4 separate regions of the Homo sapiens genome follow, and regions 1, 2 and 4 are each linked to region 3. The links are chromatin loops, found by intact Hi-C in ENCODE. Cell type or tissue: heart right ventricle. All regions are shown on one strand. Region 1 holds the start of RXRG (retinoid X receptor gamma). Region 2 overlaps RXRG (retinoid X receptor gamma). Region 3 holds the start of LRRC52 (leucine rich repeat containing 52). Region 4 overlaps RXRG (retinoid X receptor gamma).

The links. Peaks named below come from ENCODE experiments on the same cell type or tissue, not always from the same donor. Only the 100,000 strongest peaks of a DNase experiment are listed, where the experiment ranks them.
Region 1: a loop joins it to region 3, with 1.8 times the contacts of the local background. A loop is called at or near these places in 5 of 110 quality-filtered maps.
Region 2: a loop joins it to region 3, with 2.9 times the contacts of the local background. A loop is called at or near these places in 16 of 110 quality-filtered maps.
Region 4: a loop joins it to region 3, with 2.3 times the contacts of the local background. A loop is called at or near these places in 7 of 110 quality-filtered maps.

Annotation. Positions count from the first base shown.
Region 1 is chr1:165,441,177-165,446,176 of GRCh38, forward strand. RXRG (retinoid X receptor gamma) reads right to left here and starts at 3,950. Exons shown (of 10, transcript NM_006917.5): 1 at 3,669-3,950. The coding sequence starts at 3,717. In heart right ventricle, no CTCF peak of the experiment used is centred here; DNase peaks (open chromatin) are centred at 2,820 and 4,005; H3K4me3 peaks cover 2,611 bases; H3K27ac peaks cover 1,882 bases; H3K27me3 peaks cover 215 bases.
Region 2 is chr1:165,402,140-165,407,139 of GRCh38, forward strand. It overlaps RXRG (retinoid X receptor gamma), which reads right to left. Exons shown (of 10, transcript NM_006917.5): 9 at 4,673-4,778. Among named protein-coding and RNA genes, the nearest start is that of RXRG, 40 kb to the right of the region's middle. In heart right ventricle, a CTCF peak has its summit at 1,944; no DNase peak of the experiment used is centred here.
Region 3 is chr1:165,541,484-165,546,483 of GRCh38, forward strand. LRRC52 (leucine rich repeat containing 52) reads left to right here and starts at 2,517. Exons shown (of 2, transcript NM_001005214.4): 1 at 2,517-3,435. The coding sequence starts at 2,814. The region is part of intron 3 of LRRC52-AS1 (LRRC52 antisense RNA 1); the gene reads right to left. In heart right ventricle, a CTCF peak has its summit at 2,611; a DNase peak (open chromatin) is centred at 2,558; H3K27ac peaks cover 981 bases.
Region 4 is chr1:165,422,747-165,427,746 of GRCh38, forward strand. All of the region lies in intron 2 of RXRG (retinoid X receptor gamma), which reads right to left. Among named protein-coding and RNA genes, the nearest start is that of RXRG, 20 kb to the right of the region's middle. In heart right ventricle, no CTCF peak of the experiment used is centred here; a DNase peak (open chromatin) is centred at 2,305; H3K4me3 peaks cover 1,091 bases; H3K27ac peaks cover 1,673 bases.

The sequences.
Region 1 (5,000 bases), 100 kb before region 3:
TTGCAAATAAGTATGTACCCAAGGGAAGCCACCAATTAATTCTGCAGAGATCACCGTTGCTCTTAACCTATCCCATGGCTTATTCCTCAATGGCCAGTCCACTGGGTCTGCAACAACCAGTCAGTGCTGAGGCTGCATATCTGAGGTTGTATTGGAGCACCGGGAGCTCCCTGGGGGTGTGCTGCTGCCCCTGGCTTTGCAGAGCAACTGTGTCACTCACAGAAGCTGTGAGAGGCAGCTCAGCAGTGTGAACTCTGGGAGCTAGTCTGCCTGGGTTCAATCCCTGGCTGTGCCATTTTCTAGCTATAAGACCTTAAGCAAGTTATTTCACCTCTCAATTCCTCTGTTTCTTTGTCTCTAAAAGGAGTACGAGAACAATGGTAACAGTACCTACTCCTAGGGTTGTTATGAGGATTACATGAGCCGAGGCTGGTAAAGTGCTTACAATAGTAGCGAGCATTAGTGTTACAGTGTGTTTGTTAAATGAAATGAGAGAAGTCCTCTCTCTCCCTGATCTCCTTCTCACCCTGAGGATTACTGCACAATTGGATGGGGGGGATTACAGGCTTTGTTTTGCCATCTTCTAAGAGGCAGCAACTGTCTCATCCCAGAAAAACAAACCTATTACTGAGCAGCTGGCAAACCCTGGACTTGGCAGAGAAGGAGAAGAGAAGGTTTCTCTCATCATTACATGGTAGGGCCCAAAGCTGGGAGATTGGGCACCTTTGTGGAGCCACCACGTAGCCACCACACTTTGGCCAGTTTGAGCAATCTGTTGCTCACTGATCAGATGATGCTCTGACATCTGGTAAGCATGGTCCCAGACACAAATCTCAGGTGTTATTTCCAAAAGGTGACTTTGCTTCCCTGGAGATTCTTATACAAATCATGGGGCCCTCTGTAATTCCATGTGCTAATATGTAACAGGGCAGGGGGTTATACACCAAGTATTTTAATAAGTGCCGTGCAACTTGCTGCACTGTGGCAGGGGAGGTTAGAGGCCAAAGGTGACGTCCACTCTAATCCTGCTTTCCCCTGTGCCTGCTTGTGAGTCCTCTGTCCCTCTCCCTCATCACAGAAAGTTCTCAAACAGACCTCCCTGCAGACGGGGGCAGAGTCCTTTGGCTCAGCATTTAGGCCTCCTCTTAACTGGCACATGCCAACAAAATGGAAAACCTCAACAGAACTAAACAAAATAATTCTTCTCCTCCCTCAAGAATGACAAAGAAAAGTAGCTTTACAGGAGACATGTAGACAACCTACATGACCCTTTCCCCTCAAGTTCCCTATACTATACTGAACTATTTCCTTCCATAGCTGAACCATTGTGTTTACTTCTATCTGAAATCTAATTACGCTAAATATCAGAGCCCCCACAATTATGAAAATCTATGCCAGCAAAATATGAGGGTCTTTGTGGATTTAATTTTATTTTCCCAGATTCCTTATTTATTATTTTACAATAATGTCTGATTTTTAACTATTTTGCATGTTAGTCTCTGAGTAAAATAGAGGGGAAGAAAATATTGTATTAGGTAGCAAATATATGGACAACACTATAGCAGCTGTTTTTCACATGCTAACTCATTTAATTTTCACAATACTCTAAGGATGAGATTATAAATCCCATTTTAGAGAGAAAGGTGCTAAGGCTCAGAGAGGTTCACTAGCTTGCCTAAGGTCACACAGCTACTAGGTGAAAAATTGGGAACCAAACTCAGCACACTACCTCTTCCTGCCTCCTCTTCCTCCTGGTGCTCTTTTCACTATATTAAAGCAACAATATTATAAATTTGAGTAAGGGCTTTTCTGGAAGTGTTCTGCAGCTCAGCCCCATATAAATTTGGACTAGTCCCTGCCTTCTTTTGAGCCTCAGTTTACACATCTATAAGATGAGAGCCTAAGATGCTGTTTCAGGTCCTTAGGATGCTAACATTCCAAGATTCCAGCCCCCATGGAATTTTAACTAGATCTTCTTTCTCTGGCTCTTACTTTAGTTCTCTCCCTAAATCCTTCTAGCTTCAACCCTTTTATTCACCCCAACTGTCTCCAAGGGTCTCTTTGGCATTAATGAAGCCACAGTCTCACAGACCTTGGGGGGCCCACGAATCTGGCTGAAAATGAGCATGCACCTCTTACAAATGAACTAAGATGTAAAGGAAAAAGCAATTCTCAGCTCTGAATGGGACTGAGGTGGGAATTGAGGAGGCTTTTCACATCTGGAGCCCAACCATAGACTAGAGATCAAATGCCCAGGTCACAGCATTGGCCACCGCTCTCACTCTGTCATCAGACTGGCCCAAAGAACTTGAACATCACCTCGGGAACATTTCCATGGCCCTCACCCCAAGTCCAAGTACAACCTACGTTTGCTATTACACACATCATGCAGTATTATAATGTGCCTGTGTAACAAGCCTGCCCCAGTCCCAAAGGGCAGAGACTGTGTCTCATTCATATTTGTATTCCCAGTGCCCAACACCATGCCTGCCTCATAAAAACTACCCTGAATGAATGTGCAAACTCCCAGGTCTAACACCTCCTGGTGACAGAGATCACTTCTACCTTGCAGTGTGTCACCATGCCTCCCAGGGGGTTCTGCCCAGCCAAGTTAGGCAAGCTTTAGTCCCAAGCCTTCAGATGAATTGGTCCACGGAGGAAGTCTGGAGAGCAGGGACTTTTCAATTTTCAAAACCTTATAAGAATTTCTGCTGTCTTGCCTGCCAGAATCTTTCTTTGGCTCCCAGCAACATAAGCTGCATGCCTCCAACTGACAAGCGACAGGCCAGTTGGTCAGCTGTTGCTTCCATTTACTCAGAGCTGGGCGGCTGTACTGTTTCTGTCACTAAATCAAGGGATCCTTGGGACGGATGTGCTTGGGCGTTAAGGCAGCCTGAGGACCTAGTCTCCGGAAGCTTCTGTGAAGTGTGACTGGGCTGCCCTGCCTGGCACGGTGACTTGAATCTTCAGTTTGCCAATTCTCTAAGAGCCCCAACCCCCCATCCCCAGATCTCTACCCCCAGAGTGGAAGTGATTGCAGCAACTCTTGCAGTAGAATTGGGGGCAGCAGCAGGGGAGGAGAGAAGAGGCTATTAGCAAATCAAAGGAAAGAAAACAGGGGAAGGAAAACACAGTAGCAAATTAAAGCACTATGTTTTCTTTTTAAAAATCCAATTAAAGGGAAATCTGCTTTTGAGTAAAACAATCATGCCCTTGTTACAAAGTATCCCAGGAACCCTCAAGATAGGCAAAACCTTTTTAATCACATTTTTTCTCATTACAAGTTGGCTAATAGGAACATCATAGTAATTCCCCGTTAACTCTTCCACTTTTCACACCCGCACAAACACACTGGGTTATAACAATGCTCTTATTCTATCTTTGTCTCAGACACATTCTCAAGCATGTTGGTTTACTCTCTCCTTAGAATATCCCCGTATCCTCATTCTGATATGCAAACGTATCCTCACCTACAGACCATTCTTTCCTCCTCTCCTCTCTCATGCACGCGTGCACACACACGCTGAAACGCTATATACACACTATATATGCATATAAACATATATGTTCTCCTTTTAATTCAATACTAATCCAGTCATTCGTATTTCCCAATTTCTTCTCAGTCTCTCATACAGGTCCACGCAGTGAAGCCCAAGGGAGATACTTACCTCCATAGCCTGCGGGAAACTTCATGAAGTGAGAATAATTTCCATACATGTTTACTCGTCAGTTCATGTTCCTCTCCTGTGCAGCTTCTAAATATTACCGCCTCTCTCGGCTCCCAGGCACAGCCCGGCTTTCTTCAACTTGGGCTAACAAGAGTGGTCATCGCTTCCTAGCAGCCCGGGGAGCACAGGCTGGGCCAGCCCTCTGGGATTAGTCAGGAATCTGCCTCTAGATCGGAGAGTCCACATAGTGCGTTTGAGACGGCTGTGGCGGCAGCAGCTGGTGCCTGTCAGTAATCACGCATAATGCTGCCGCCGCCGCCGCCGCCGCCGTCACCGCTACTCTTGCCACCGCCGTCGCTGCTGCTTGAGATCCTGTTGCTAGTTTGATTAACTCAGGGTTGGGCTGCTGCGTGCGACTCTTCCAGCTCCCGGCGCGTCCCCAGAGGTCCCTACCGGGTGGCACGATCTATTATCTAGGAAGCCAATCGATGTATGACCGCCCGGTGTAGGTCAGGAGAGAGGCGGGAGACGGCAGGGGATGGAAGACTCTTTAGGTGCCTGTTCCTTGACTTACATCCACAAAAATCAATGGGATTTTATTAAAATGCATTTTCTCATTCGAACTTCTATCTGTCCAATGTACTTGGTATTTGATCTGTGAAAGGAGGAGGGGGTGGGGTTCAAGAGAGAACAGGGCCCTTTCAGAAGCACAAGATTAGAAAAGCGTGATACTCAATCTCCAGCTACGGAAAACTAAAATAGAGTAGCCCTTAAGTTGAGGTGGGCCTCTCCTGCTTGGGTGGCCGGAAGCATTTATCTGTGCTCTAACAATGGGAGTTTGACAAGTGCAGCTGGAGCCAGAGCTCACTCAGGTGGAAAACTTACAGGTAGGGAGGAGGGGTTGGCTTGATGTGGAGGTCTTTCTCTGCATTTATTTTATATACCATTGTTATCCTGCCGCCTGTTCAAAAACACCACTGGGTCCTCACTAACACAGAGCCTGTCTTGTGTGGAACTGACCCGAGATCAAAGAATCTAAGCACCCCGTTGATGTTTGGGTCTGTCATACAGTTTTCGTGACAAGTCACCGCTCAGCCTATACTTGAACACCTCCAATAATGGGGAGCTCACCACTTTCTCATTCCATTTCTAGATAGTTTTCACCACAAGAAAGTTTCTTATAGAGATAAAATCTGCTCCTTTTCCCTACAGCTTCTGCCCACAGGTGCTAGACTGCTCCCAGGGGCCACACAAGAGAAGCCTGAAAGACAAAAAAGTCTTTCACAGTGGGATCCTCTGCAAATCCTGAGATTGATCTGCTGTGCCCATAAT
Region 2 (5,000 bases), 140 kb before region 3:
AATGGCCCAGTCTCAGCTCACTGCAACCTCTGCCTTCCGGGTTCAAGCAATTCTCCTGCCTCAGCCTCCCAAGTAGCTGCGAATACAGGCTCCCACCACAATGCCTGGCTAAATTTTTGTAGTTTTAGTAGAGACAGGTCTTTGCCATGTTGGCCAGGCTGGTCTTGAATTCCTGACCTCAGGTGATCCACCCACCTCAGCCTCCCAAAGTGCTGGGATTACAGGCGTGAGCCACCGCACCCGGCCAATTGTTACCAATTTTTATGATCAACTTATTAGTCTATGCTTACCCTTAAATTAGGAAAAGAGAAAATCATAGTCTCTGCCCTTGAGGAGTCTATGGTCTGTTTGGGGAGAGGATACATGGCACACATGCATACACACTGACCCACACATTATCCTACACACTCACACATGCTTCACACCCATGTGCCCGCACACACATCCTCACCACTCACACACGCACACTCACACTCTTTTACACTGTCACATTCCCTTGCATACATGCACTTACACACACACCCTCACACATACACACATGCCCACTCATGCACACTTTCACATGAACTCACATGTGCCTGCACACACACCTTCACACACACTCATGCACACACACCTTCACACACTCTCATGCATACACACCTTCACACATACTTCACATGTTTGCACACGCATCCACACACTCATGCTCTCACACTATATTCATGCACATTATACACAATACACATACTCACACATGTGCACACACTCATTCTCACATATCTCATGCCTGTGGTCTCACATACATGCACATGCACACTCTTACACACACGTGCATGCATGCACTCACACATACACACATGCAGACACACTCCACACTCACACTCTAACATGTTCTTACAACATGCACACACACATACCCTCACACACTCACTCATACACACCCTCACACACATTTTTCTATAACTGAGGACATTTGTTGTGAGATTCACAAAAGGGAGAAAGACCAGTGTGTGAAGGAATTCATCTCCCATCTGCATGTCCTTTCGGGTACTTCTCTCTGTGACATTTTTCACTCTGTCTGTGTGACCCTCTGTGCACAGTGCAATGCCAGCTCATTTTTAACGTTATTAATGCTACTAGACATAAAGTCACTCTACTCACAACTTCCAAAAAAAGCTCAAGGACCAAAATCACTTTAGTCACTGTGGCCCTAAGTCAGAGATTTCTGGTTCCAGATGAATCTTTACTGAGTGTCACAACATTATTTCATGAAAAAGTTACAAATTAGAATTTCAATGTTCCTTGAAAATGTGTATATTTCTACACTTATGCCATAAGACATTTTAAAGAAATGTAGCAATACAAGGAAAATAAAGCGGCACCATCTAAAAAAGTAGAAATTGCTTCCCTACATGGAAAAATTAAAGATCTATGCCAATGCTACACATTACTTCAAAAGCCTCCAGTGGTAAAGCCCCTGAAAGCATTTGAGTGGCATCACCATTCAGGAAAGAGGTAGTTAGAGAATAAGGAGGCTGAACTCCCGGCCGTGCCTCTGCCGTTAAGCTTTATGGAAGTAGGCAAAGGAAACAGCTTCTCTGTAAGTACAAAGTTAGACTGGGATTAACTTTAAAAAATTTTTTTAACTCTAAAAAGGCCACGATTTTACAATATCTAAAATTCGAAGTATGCCATCATACTACCCTCTTTGTTGTGTGACCTGGATTTAGGAACTGAGATCAAGGCTAATAGAAATAAACACACCCATGAACGTCACAGCATTCCTCACCCACAGGTTAGCAGCAAGGGGCATTTATGCCTTTGAAGGTGCCTGCTGTGTGTGCAAGAGAGTGTGTGTGTGAGTTCTGTGACCTGACTTTTGATCTCTGCTTTCTGATCAGAGTGAAAGCAGAATGTGGCCCTTGTGACATGCACTTCTGAAATGTTTCCACAGAGTGGCAGCACTCTCCCACTGAGAAATCTGCCTCTACCTGGCTGTGCCAGGATCCCCTTCAACCAGGTTCTGCGGACCAGAGGTGACCAGCCCTCAGCACACCCACATGCCTGGCCAGTGACACCCCTGATGTACCTACTGAGCCAACTATGAACACTTGATCAGGGCAGTCAGCCTCAGTCCAAGCTGTGATGGACAAACCCAGGAGACTATGCAGGGGACTCTGCCACCTCCTTGCAGTTCTAAGTTCTGCCCTAGTCCTGGCAACAAGTGTTGGCCTCTCTCCCCAGAGTGTGGAGGCAGCCCAGCCCCCTGCCAGCCATATTCTGGCAGAAGAGTCAAGTTCCAAAGTTTTCAAAGTGATATGAATTAGAAACAACCCAAATGTCAATCACAGGGCGATGACTAAATACATTAGGATATGTTCACACTGCAAAATATTACAAAACCATTGAAAATGATAATTTGTAGTTGTCAGTAATTGAATAAAATTTCTAGAATGGCTAAGGGAAGAAAATAATACACCAAACTGTATAATTTCATATCTAGAAATGCATACATGACATGCGTAATACATAATAGTTACACGAGGATACACACGAGACATAATAGATACACGACAACACTGGAAAGAAATATACCAAAATATTTACAATAAGTTCTTATTACCTGTTTTTTGTTTTTGTTTTTGTTTTTGTTTTTGATGGAGTTTCGCTCTTGTCATCCAGGCTGGAGTGCAATGGCATGATCTCAGCTCACCACAACCTCCACCTCCCCGGTTCAAGCGATTCTCCTACCTCAGCCTCCTGAGTAGCTGGGATTATAAGCTCATGCCACCACACCTGGCTAATTTTTGTATTATTAGTAGAGACAGGATTTCTACATGTTGGTCAGGCTGGTCTTGAACAACCGACCTCAGGTGATCCGCCAGCCTCAGCCTCCCAAAGTGCTGGGATTACAGACATGAGCCACCGCATATTTTTAAAAAATATTTTTATAATTTTTTTAACCAAAGCATGCATTGCTTTTATAGTTAGGAAAAAAGTGAGTTGGAGTTTTTTGTTGGTTTTTTAAGATAAACAGCAAGACAGAGACAATTTCAGGAAAATGATATGTACGACTCTCATTATTTGTAATGTCCTGCACATAATATGTGCTCAAAAAATGGAAGATTTGATAGAAAGCATCCAACTCAGGGCTTCAATTAAGATGATTTGCCCAAGGCTCACACCTGACAGAGGCCAAGCTATTGCTGGCAGCCAGGTCCTGACCCCTTGGCCAGGGCTCTCTCAATCTCATCTATAGTGAACTACCAGGTTCACCAAAATCCAATATTTTCTTCTGTTCTTCGGCATACAACAGGATACATTCTCCAGCCTCCTTTGTGGCCAGCTGGGCCACGTGACTTGGCATCAGCTAATGAAAGTGAATGAAAAGGTGAGGGCCCTCTAAGACCGAGGTCTGGCCCATATGGCCTAGCCTCTCTGCCCCTCCACCTCTTCCCCCTTCCATCATCTGGATGCAAAACACAGTATGGCTCTGGGTCATGGTGGAGACACAAGAAAAAAGGAGTCTTGGTCCCTGAGTGATGGCATGCAAGGCAACCACCTCTCTGAACTGACTGCCCACCCAGATTTGTGAGCAAGGAATAGATGTTTGTGTTAAACTGGTGGCATCTGGTGGGTCTATTACAGCTTAATCTCACTAATATACTAGGCCCTGCCTATTCATTGCACCAAAGGGCCAAAACCCACCTACTCAAATTCATCCACAGCCTCCAACAAAAAACACAGCTCAGTCTCTTCTGGACAATTGCTAGAGGTTGGCTTATGATTCAGGATAAACAGCTAAGTAGATATTAGACTTCACAGAGGAATGGAAACCATTAGTGAGCATTGGGAGCATGTAAAATTAATCCCCCAAACAAAATTAATGTCTTCAAGACAGGCTTTTCCGTTTCATTTCCAATTTTCTATGAGATTTGAGGATCATACTTTCTCATTTTAACTGGCATTAGCAGAGAGGGAAAACTCTTTGGCTTAGCTGTACTTTGGAAGAAAGTTTTGAGAATATCTTTTAATAACTCAGAAATACCTATACTGCTAGATGGCCTCAGAGATCTGCTAGATGGCCTCAGAGATCTGCTAGACCAACATCCACCTTTCCAAATGAGGAGCCCAGACTCAGACCCAGCACCTTCCCAGATGCCACACACGTGGCACCCTGGGGACCAGCATCCATATCTTCTGGCTGCCAAAGCCTGTACTTCCTACTGCATGGGGGTTTCTATGGGGGCAGACCAGAAAGCAATGCAGTCACACCTCAAACACAGGCTCTGTGAAATCACACGAACAGGGTTCACATCTCACCTCCACCGCGTGCTAGCATTATGGTCTTCAGCAAGTTACTTACATTTCTGAGGTTCTGTTTCTTGATAGAAATTGGAGATAATAATTCCCACATTTATTCATTTGTTTGCTATTCATCCTCCATTTAAAGATGTGTACTATGTGTCGGGCACTATTTTACGTGTTGAGGCTAGAGGAGTGAATGGTGAGCAAGACAGATAAGGCCGCTAGCCCAATGGAATTAACATTTTTGTGGCTTTCAGCTTGTTATGAAGATTAAATAACATTTAAAAACACCTAAACAGTGCCTGCTGCACTTTAGGGGCTCAGTAGATGAAGAGTGGGAGTAGTTGCTGCTGTTACTACGATTCTGCCAGCACTGTCTCACCTGCCTGGCTGTTCCGGATACTTCTGCTTGGTGTAGGCCTCAAGGGTGGCATAAACCTTCTCTCGCAGAGTCTCCACCTCAGAGGGGTTGGACAGGCCCTTGGCATCTAAAAGACATGACTGAGTTAGCCTTTGATTACACACCCTCCAGCAGAGGCTGTCCCCATTCTCTCTGGCCACTCTCTGTAGAGTTACTAGAGACACCCTGGATGGGGACAAGTGTGAAATAAACAAAGCTGGTCATTCATGCCCCCTTGCTCTTCTTTCTGTGCCCAATTTACCCAACAAACTCTTGGGGCAAAGATTTTAAACTCCATGAATAGGCAAAT
Region 3 (5,000 bases):
GGAGAATCACTTGAACCTGGGAGGCAGAGGTTGCAGTGAGTCAAGATAACACCACTGCACTCTACTAAAAATACCAAAAAAAATTAGCTGGGCATGGTGGTGGGGGCCTGTAATCCCAGCTACTTGGGAGGCTGAGCAAGAAGAATAGCTTGAACCTGGGAGGCAGAGGTTGCAGTGAGCCAAGATCGTGCCATTGCACTCCAGCCTCTACTGGTTTGCTGGGTGATGCCTGAAACCTTTCCATTATGAAGGAATTTGGAAGTCCTAAAGACACTTGGAAATTATCTACTTCATTTCCCTCAATATGTAGATGACAGAAATAAAGCCCAGAGAAATTAAGCACCTCAACCAAGAACAAACAGCCTAGTCTAGGACTTCCCAAAGCAGGATTTCTGAAATAATAGTTTCACAAGTTGTTCTTTGAAAACAAAATTTATTTAAGGTTCTGAAATCAGGTAATTCAAGCAATGCTACATTCTCTTTTCTTTGTCTAGTCTGCTTCTTCTTTATCGAACATATATTTATTCAGTCTCAAAATGAGGTACACACTTTAGAGATGTGGTCTAACCTGGCAAAGCTGAAACTAGCCCATGAGTGTCCAGGTTTCAGGACCAAAAACAATACAGCTACCTCAAACAAAAAGAATATTCCCTGAGGTTAAACCACTCATAGTGCTTTGTGAAAATGGTAATACTCCAGAGCCAGGCATAGCTGACTGGTGTCAGTCAATAACCTTTAGCATGATATATTTACCTAAGGCTTTTCTAAGCAGAGCACTTGTAACCATACGGCCAAACAGGTAGGCCTAATCCTGAGACTACTATCTTGAGAAAGCTAGTATGGATAATGAGGCTGGAAATGAAGTAGGGCAACCTGGAGATGGGGCCGTCTGAGGGGAAGAAGTCAGAAAGAGGGAGAATGGCATAAAAGAAAAGGTGACACGTCAGCAAAATCACTCCATGAGCTTTGGCGAGTGAATCAGTGATCATTTCTCATGGAAAGGAAGCAGACAACAAACACAGCCCTTCCAAACAAAGTATCCCTGCCACACTCCACCAGCAAAACACACCCTCGCCACAGCTCCCAGAGCAGTCACTTTGGAAATTAATTCTTTTCTATAGACTTCATGTGCTAGATTTCTCTCCTCGGCAATCACATAAGATCTAGAAAGGAACTTATATTTTAATAGAATTTGTTTTAATTATGAGGAAAGGGTGTCTGCCCTATCAATTAAGTCATGCTTCAATTAGTACAGCTATCATTGGGGTCATTACTTTAAGTATTTGAAATGTCTACTTAAATAAGGTCACTTTCAATTTGGTAAACACGCCTAAGTCATCATATTAATTCACAGCCAGTCACCCAAGGAATGCTGAGTAAGTAAACAATCAAGCATTAGCTAACTAGCCACAAATCCATCTGACTTTATTAATTTCTCTCTTGGCAAAGAAGCAAGAGAAGGAAGCAAACCATCAGAAACATTCTCACATTGTTCATTCACTATACATTTATTACATACCAGGTGCCAGGCACTGTGCTTAGGTTTCAATATGTTACTAATATTCACAACTCAGTATATATGAATGTTTTTAAAAAATGAAATCCAATTTTCCCAAAAATAAAAGTTTCAACTCCTCAGATGTTTTATCTTATTTCTGCCTGATATGCCTTCCTCCACGGGGTGTGTGATACATCCCAACTCTTCAGCTTCCAGGTTTTCTATCCCTCGCTCCAAAAGACTAATCACCTGACAAGTAATTAATGAATATAAACTCACACTAGAAGTACTAGAGAGGCACTCACTATTTTAAAAGTCCTAGGAGAATACGAGTGGTAAAAAAATACTTCTATTGTTGCACTCAGATTTTTTATATATACATTTGGGTTTTGTGTTAGAAGGAGTAGCTTACACTTATTCAAAAACTTTTTAAAAATACACATATATATATATTCAAAATGCAGACAGAGATGTATACATCCTAGGAATAAAGTCTGAAAAGAGTACCACTTTATCAGAGGAATTCCCCTTGCCTCATTTCAAAAGAAACACCCCCTTTCCCATCTTCTTCTGGCAACACTGAAAAACTGGCACCCATCCAAATCAATATCCAAGAAAAGACCCACACTGAGAACTGACCTCAAGCAAGTCACTGCTCATCACTAAGAAAAGGAGTTGGCCTGGAGATGTCCCATGTTCCCTCTATGGCCTGCAGATTAGGGGGTCCAATGTCACCTAATCTACTACAGCTCCATGGGGAGCGGGTACAGATACTATACACATCCACACACTGAACCCAGCCTGGTCTCCAACACACACATGCTGCAGGCCCCTACCCATGAGGCCCCAACTCCCCCAGGGAGTTCCAGCTGGCTTACCAAGACACATAAAACACCCTCACACCACCCAGAAGGAGAGGTGAGGAATCTCTTTCCCTCAGCCAGGCAGTCTCCTGAGGCTGCTGACATCACAAAGGTGTCAACTGGCAACCTCATTGTCATGTGGCTCTCCCCTGGCTCCCCTTCACTTGCAAACGCAGGGAAAGGGTGAGACCTTTCAAAGCTGCCAAGTGGGCAAGCTTCCAGCAGCAGTCTGGGAGCGAGCGACAGAGCCACCAAGCTGGGCGGCAGGGCATTGAGCCTCGCGTTTCAATTTCTGTTCAGTTCTCCTGTAATGGAAAATTGCTTTGCACAAAGCTAAAGTGTTACAGTTCTTTCCAGAGCCCCTCCCCCGCCCCACCCCCCCACCGGCAGCCTTCGGATCAGAGGACAGAGCCCGCAGGAAGGTGAAAGGAGGGTGGTTGTGGCTTCTTACTATGTCCCTTGCTTCAGGCCCTGGCCCTGGGTGGTTACTCTTTTCCTTTGGAATGGGGCTGGTATCAGGGTCAAAGTGTCCAAATAATTGTCTGTGTCAAGCCCAAGAAGTAATCTGCACAGGGAAGCAGTTAACCGAATACCCCCTTGACATACCCCTGAACACCCGGAGGCTGTTCCTGAACGAGAACAGAATCACTAGTTTGCCAGCAATGCATCTAGGACTCCTCAGTGACCTTGTTTATTTGGACTGTCAGAACAACCGGATTCGAGAGGTGATGGATTATACCTTCATCGGGGTCTTCAAACTCATCTACCTTGACCTCAGCTCCAACAACCTAACCTCGATCTCCCCATTCACTTTCTCGGTGCTCAGCAACCTGGTGCAGCTGAACATTGCCAACAACCCTCACCTGTTATCGCTTCACAAGTTCACCTTTGCCAACACCACCTCTTTGAGGTACCTGGACCTCAGAAATACCGGCTTGCAGACCCTGGACAGTGCTGCCTTATACCACCTCACTACTCTGGAGACCCTGTTTCTGAGTGGAAACCCCTGGAAGTGCAACTGCTCTTTCCTGGACTTCGCCATCTTCTTAATAGTGTTCCATATGGACCCCTCAGGTGAGGGCTTGATTGGGTGTGGGGAAGAGGATGTGATTGAAGTGGCTCCAGAAAAGGTGAACTCAAAAGATGGTCAGAATGGGAGAAAAAGTTGGGTGAAGCTGATTGAATGCATTCTTATTACTCTGCAGGGCCCACCCTTGGGTTGACTGGAGTAGCAGTAAGAAAAAGTTCTGAAATAGGAATTCAAAGAGCTGAGTTCTGGTCCCAAACTCAGCACTTACCAGTTGGCTACCCTTGAAAATGTCACCATTTCTCTGAGCCTCAGTTTTCTAATCCATAAAGTGGGGACAATAATATTACCTAAGGCACAGAGTTGCATCAAATATATGATGTGTGTAGAAATGATGAAGTACTCTAATTGCAAAGTGACAAGGTAATATAGGGACACTGTATTCTGTTGGTAAACTGTTTTAATCTGTTTAATTCAGCAACTGAATTTTTCCAGGATCAAAAAGTAAATTCAGTCATTCATATAGGATTATGATATATAGAAAGGAAAGTTTAACATAAAGATGGAAGGAGGGGCACGTGAGCTACCCAGACAGTGAGAGAGGGAGGGAAGAAGGAAGAAAGGGCTTTTGATAGCTGCTTTGTTTTGAAGATGCTGGCCTCCTATGGAAGGAGAGAATGGCATGAATCAATGGAGAAAGGGTCCAGTGCTCACTGTGTCAAGCAGAGAGATTCTAGTCTTACAGGTAGATAGATGCTCAGCTCTTACCTGGGAGATTTCCAAGCTCCTTGCCACCACTCTACCCGCTGTCCTCACCCGGCCTGCCACGGCCCCTGTGCTTCATTCCCTCTTTATCTTAGGGACTTTACTGTCTCATCCTTACCCTCCAATTCTTCTCTCCACCAATAATAGCATTTTTACCCAGGAAAGTCAGAGCTTCAGAAAAATGAGAAATAACTCCTCACAGAAAGTCTGGAGCCACTGATGTAATCCGGCAAAATTGGACTCTGGGTAGAAAATCAAATCCTGTCAAAACCATGTAGTTTCTGTCTTCCCTGGGTGTTTGCCTTTGAAAACGTTTTCATAGACGCAGCTTCATAAAACTCCTGCTGAAACTTCCACCATGAAGTACTGCCCAGGTGGCAATATGCTAGAAATAATCCTGGCCAGAATGACAGACTTCAAGGAGAACTGGGGGAGAGAGAATCAAGTGGTGACAGTAAGTAAAAAACGTGCCCTCCTGGCTTCCCAATGGGTGTGTCTCAAAAAGTCCTCCTGGCAGAGTCTGGACTGGGATGAGGCAAGCAGGGCTTTTAGGAGGCAAAATTTAAGGAGGCACTGAGAGCGAGTGCACTGAGAATAAGACATTGTGAGTCAGTGCCTCCTTAAATGTTGTGCCTTAGACACCTGACCCTACTGCCAGATACCTCAACTTGAGTTGTTAGAATAAATCAAAAGAAACTAACTTTGTCAGACCATCTTCCAACAGGACTAGAATGCAGAAGCAGTTATCTCAGGTAGGTTGCCTTGCCTCTCTATAACACCAACTCTAGGAGGCAGAGATAATGTTTTCTACTTTTCTCCAAAACTGTGATAGTGTCTAGAAAGCACT
Region 4 (5,000 bases), 120 kb before region 3:
TTTCAGTAATACAGTGAATGAGGTACAGCATGAGGAAAGATTAGAGGAGACATCCAAGGTATTGCACCTGCCCAGATACCAGGTTAGGTACCTTACCAGGTCTGACTGCTTGGAGCCAGAACCCCAAGATCCTGGATCTCAGATCATCATTCCCCATTCACCACATTGTCTGCCTTGGGTGAGAGGTGATCCTCAATCCTCAACTGCCCTAGCAGCTTCCTTCCTCACCTCCTTGGCCAGGAGCCCCTGCAGGAGCAGACTTGCTTTGGGGCACTTTCTCCCCAGTCTCAGCCAGCAGCCCCTCTCCAACACTCCTCCTCTTCATGAGTGGATAGTGGCAGGAGGGGCAGTGAGACAGGTTGGTTGATGTTTTCTCTGTCCATCTCTCTGGCTGGCTTGGGGTTTGTTTTGGGCTCAGAGCAATGGCAGATGAGATCAAAGGCAGCCATCAGAGCATAAACCCATTAGCTGCCTGGTCCCCAAGTCCCCCAATCCCGGCTGTCTTGTTCCATTAGAAACAGTCTACTGAAATAAGCACTTTAGAGCCGGGATTCACCAGGCAACTCCTATCTGCTGCTGCACGCAAGCCAGCTGCTCCCTGAGAACAGGAAAGAAACATACTTGTCTGCTGGATCGTCTTCCCTTTTGCAGACTCAGCCAGGGACCAATTCATTCTGCATGCTTCTGGAGCCATCCTTGAACATTGAGTCCTGCATTTCTGAACTGTGTTCAGCCCAAATCCTTCCACCAAAGGTTAGGCTGCAGGCAGGCACTCCCGTTCCAGGGAGCAGAACTCTTATAGTGGCACAGCCTTAATCTAGCTAAGGCCTTCATCATGAGGAGTAATAAGCCTGGACCTCCAACATGGGTTTGGTCTAAACCTGCGACTTCCTAATCAGGTCACTTCACTTAGCAAAGACTCTATTTCCCCATTTCTAGGTGAGTGTGTGTGTTGCTGGGGGCGGTGGGGAGGGAGGTTGAGGCTTCAAGTCTTTTGTCCCTGGCTCAACCAGATCTGCTTTTATCTTATGTGTATATCAGGCTTCCAACTATGCTTTCATCTGAAGAAAAGACTTGATGACTTAATTTTTTAAAATCATCAGACGAGATGAACTTTAAGGTCTATTCCAGCTCTAACATTTGCAATTTTTATTTATTTTCTATGAAAATGCAAACAGACTCAAGAGGATAATAATTCAGTTATCAATAAATATCTAAGCAGAAATTAGCAATGATAGAACCCAGGTCAGGCTGCAGAGTTCAGGAGGGGAGAAAAAGACAGGAGTATTGCAAAGATCTGTGAGGCCCATTCCGGAGTCCAGCCAGCAGACATCATGCTGACAAAGATGCAGTATCAAACATACACACACAAACACACTCAGAAAAATGTTTCCTATATCACATTATCTACAAAGTACATAAATATCTTCCCAATGATATATTGATGTCTTTAGAAATTGCATCACTCCACTTAGATGCTCCCCAGGGCAGGGATTAAATCTCATACACATTTTTGGTATCTCCAGTGCCCAGTACTGGGCCTGGTTCAATAAATGCTTGTTGAAATGAACTTCTCTAGAACCTCTCAGAAACAGTACACCTGAATTACCTAAGTGTATAATACTATCACCTGGGAATAATCCTAATAATACCAAGTTACTGCTATAGAGCATCGCACGTCTTGAGAAGTGATTTTTAAATCCACATCTTCTTTGACATGCCTAAAAAAATCCCTGTAGGGTAATCAGGGCAAGTATTTGTAACCCCACGATAAAGAAAAGGAAACTGAAACAGAAACAAGTTAAAGTGGTTTGCAAAAGATTACACAATTCCTGCCTTCATCGTACCAGTTCCGATCTCTTTACTCCTCAAGATCAAAAATCCAACAACTGCAAAAAGAGAAGCTCAAACAATGAAATGACAGAGCACAGAGGAGACTGGCCCTGCCTGCTGCTCCCACCCCTAGACACTTCCTCCTCCCTTCACCCCCCAAATTGTACTTACGCGAGAACCAGGTCACAGAATGAACATGCTTCCATCATGAATCCCTCTCAGACCAGTCCTGGGTGAGGAAGGCAGGATGCATAGGAATAATCTGCCCAGACGATCCAGAGTCCAGCTCACTGTAGCTAACACCAAGGCCTTTTTTCCAGTGTCATCTCGTTAACCGAGCAAAGCATTGCTGCAGTGTGGTTCCGGAGCCCAAGCCCAGAACACTGCTCAGGGTCTCAGGCTGCTGAGCTTCCCCAGCACTTGGCAAGCTTAATATAGCTCCCCAAAGCCAAACTTGGCCTTGGCCTCTGCACACAGCCCAGTTGGCCAGGACCAAAGCTTCCATCTGACCTTTCAACCCCAATCCCTCTGTACAGACATATGGTCCAGGAATAGCGGCCCTGCTACTCACACAGCTCTGAAGATGAATTGACTGGCCATGTTTGGCTCAATCAGACTTGAGTGTGGTTGCTAAAAGCAGCCTCAGAGGGATGGTGCCTTGCCCAATTCCTACCCACAGGATCTGTCTACCACCTCACCCTATTTTATTTCTTTTCAGATATTACGATTTTTATTTGAAACTATCTTGTTTATTCCTTAGGTTTTTGCCTGTCCTGCCTGCTATTGTGTGATTGCCATGAGAGTAAAGACCTTGGCCACCTTATTCCGTGCTTATCCCTAAAACCTAGGACAGTATCAATTAGTACCTGATGCATAGCAGGTCCACATAAGTAGTTATTGGGATGAATGTCAATGCCCTTTGCAAAACTGTACTTTCATCCCCAAACTACAATGTACTTTCTGTCTGTAACTACCAGATTTTACTCGCCTTCCTGGACTCTGTTCACAGGAAAGAAAGGAAACAAACAAACCTCATACATTATGAAGCATAGGGTATCAATGGCCTTGCTGATTATAGTGGGTGGGGGTGGCATAAATACATGTACACCCCCACTGCTGCCCCATCCCCACTCCTCTGAGCACTGGGGTCAAGGAATATATATTAAGCAGTTTATAATTCACTCTCTTTGCTCCCTTCAGGTCTGCTCCTGCGTCTATGACAGCACACAGACAGCACTGAAGTGCAATGGATCTGCATAATGTGGCCACCTCTCCCACAAGATTACCCGGGAGCACTGATTATCCATCTTTTAATCCTTGGCTGCCAACAGGAAGATCTTGGGGTCACTGTGCAAGTCAGCATATATCACAGCATTAGGCAAATGCAGGGTTGTGAACACAGGGCTGCAAGCCAGGGGACAGGATTTCATTGTGGCTCTGTTTTTGACTGGCTGTGTGAGGCTGCACAAGTCACTTGGGCTCCCCAAGTCTTGGTACTTCATTTGTGACATAAAGGGTTTGGACAGAATGAGTGATCCTCATTTGAGCAAGAGTGGGGCAGTTAGGATCCCCTGTGGGGCTTTTGCTACCTGCACAAGGGTCAAAATATGGGATGAGAGAGAAATGTGTACTCTGAAAAAGGTCCTACAGGTGAGAACCATAAGATTAGAAACTGGGGTGAAGATTACTGGCCAAATTATACCCAGTAAAGTAGTTTATTTGGCCTGAGGAATGCTTTAAAAGTCTTTGAATTTGAACAGCTTTGAGGGAGCAGGGCAGCTCTCCACAGTCCACACCTGCCCCATTGACTTACACAACCCTTCCTTCACTCACCTGTGTTACCTGACTGGGCCCAGCTCCTGGAATCCCTACACTAGCTGATCTCTAAGGCCGTCTCCAAATTATCTAATCTATGGAGCAATACATTTTTGAAGTCCTTACTGGCTCTATGCTATAACTCCACATGAATTTGTTTTCAGAACCCTAGAATATGAGGTGTCTCAGAGGAGACTCTAGGCATGGTCACTGAAGTTCTCTCTGGAGTAGCAGAAAATGCTGACATAAAAGAAGCCCTTCCTCCTCTCTAAAACTGTATTCAAAGGAGGCTTTGGGACTTTGTTAGTCAGTGATCTCCAGAGAAACAGAATCTATAGGAGGTGTGTGTGTATATATATATTTTAAATTTTATTATAAGCAATTGTCTCACATGATTTTGGAGGCTGATAAGTCCCAAGATCCACAGGGTGAGTCAGTGAGCTGGAGACCCAAAAAAGCTCATGACATACTCCAAAGGCCAGCAGGCTTGAGACCCAGGAAGAGCAAATGCTTCAGTTCAAGTTCAGAGACAGGAAAAAAAATGACGTCACAGTTCAAAGGTCATCAGACAGGAAAGTTCTCTTACTCAGAGGAGGGTGAGCTTTTTTGTTCTATTCAGATCTTCAACTAATTGGATGATGCCCACTCACATTAGGGAGGGCAAACTCCTTTACTCAGTCTACCTATTTAAATGTTCATCTCATCCAAAAAACACCCTCTCAGAAACACCCAGAACAATGTTTAACCGAATATGAGGGCATCCTATGGCCCAGTCAAGTTGACACATAAAGGCCCTGCCAGTTCTGCCTCTAGGTGTGCTGGTAGTTGGGGCAGCAGGGACTCTGGCTGTTATACAGGGAGAGAAGAAGCTGTGGCAGATGGGATTATTGTTCCTAATACTTCACTCCTTTTAATTCTTCATATTCTTTGCATTGTTTCTCTGCAGTACTTCCCACTAATATAGACACAGCCTTCTTCCTTGCCCCATCAATGTTGGAATCTGTCATATGTTTTGTTTTGTTTTGTTTTGTTTTGTTTTGTTTTGTTTTGTTTTGTTTGAGACGGAGTCTCGCTCTGTTGCCCAAGCTGGAGTGCAGTGGCATGGTGGCACTATCTCAGCTCACTGCAACCTCCGCCTCCCAGGCTCAAGCAATTCTCCTGCCTCAGCCTCCTGAGTAGCTGGGATTACAGGCACCTGCCACCACACCGGGCTAATTTTTTGTATTTTTAGTAGAGACGGGGTTTCACTGTATTAGCCAGGATGGTCTCCATCTCCTGATCTCATGATCCACCCACTTCGGCCTCCCAAAGTGCTAGGATTATAGGCATGAGCCACCGTGCCCGGCCTGAAT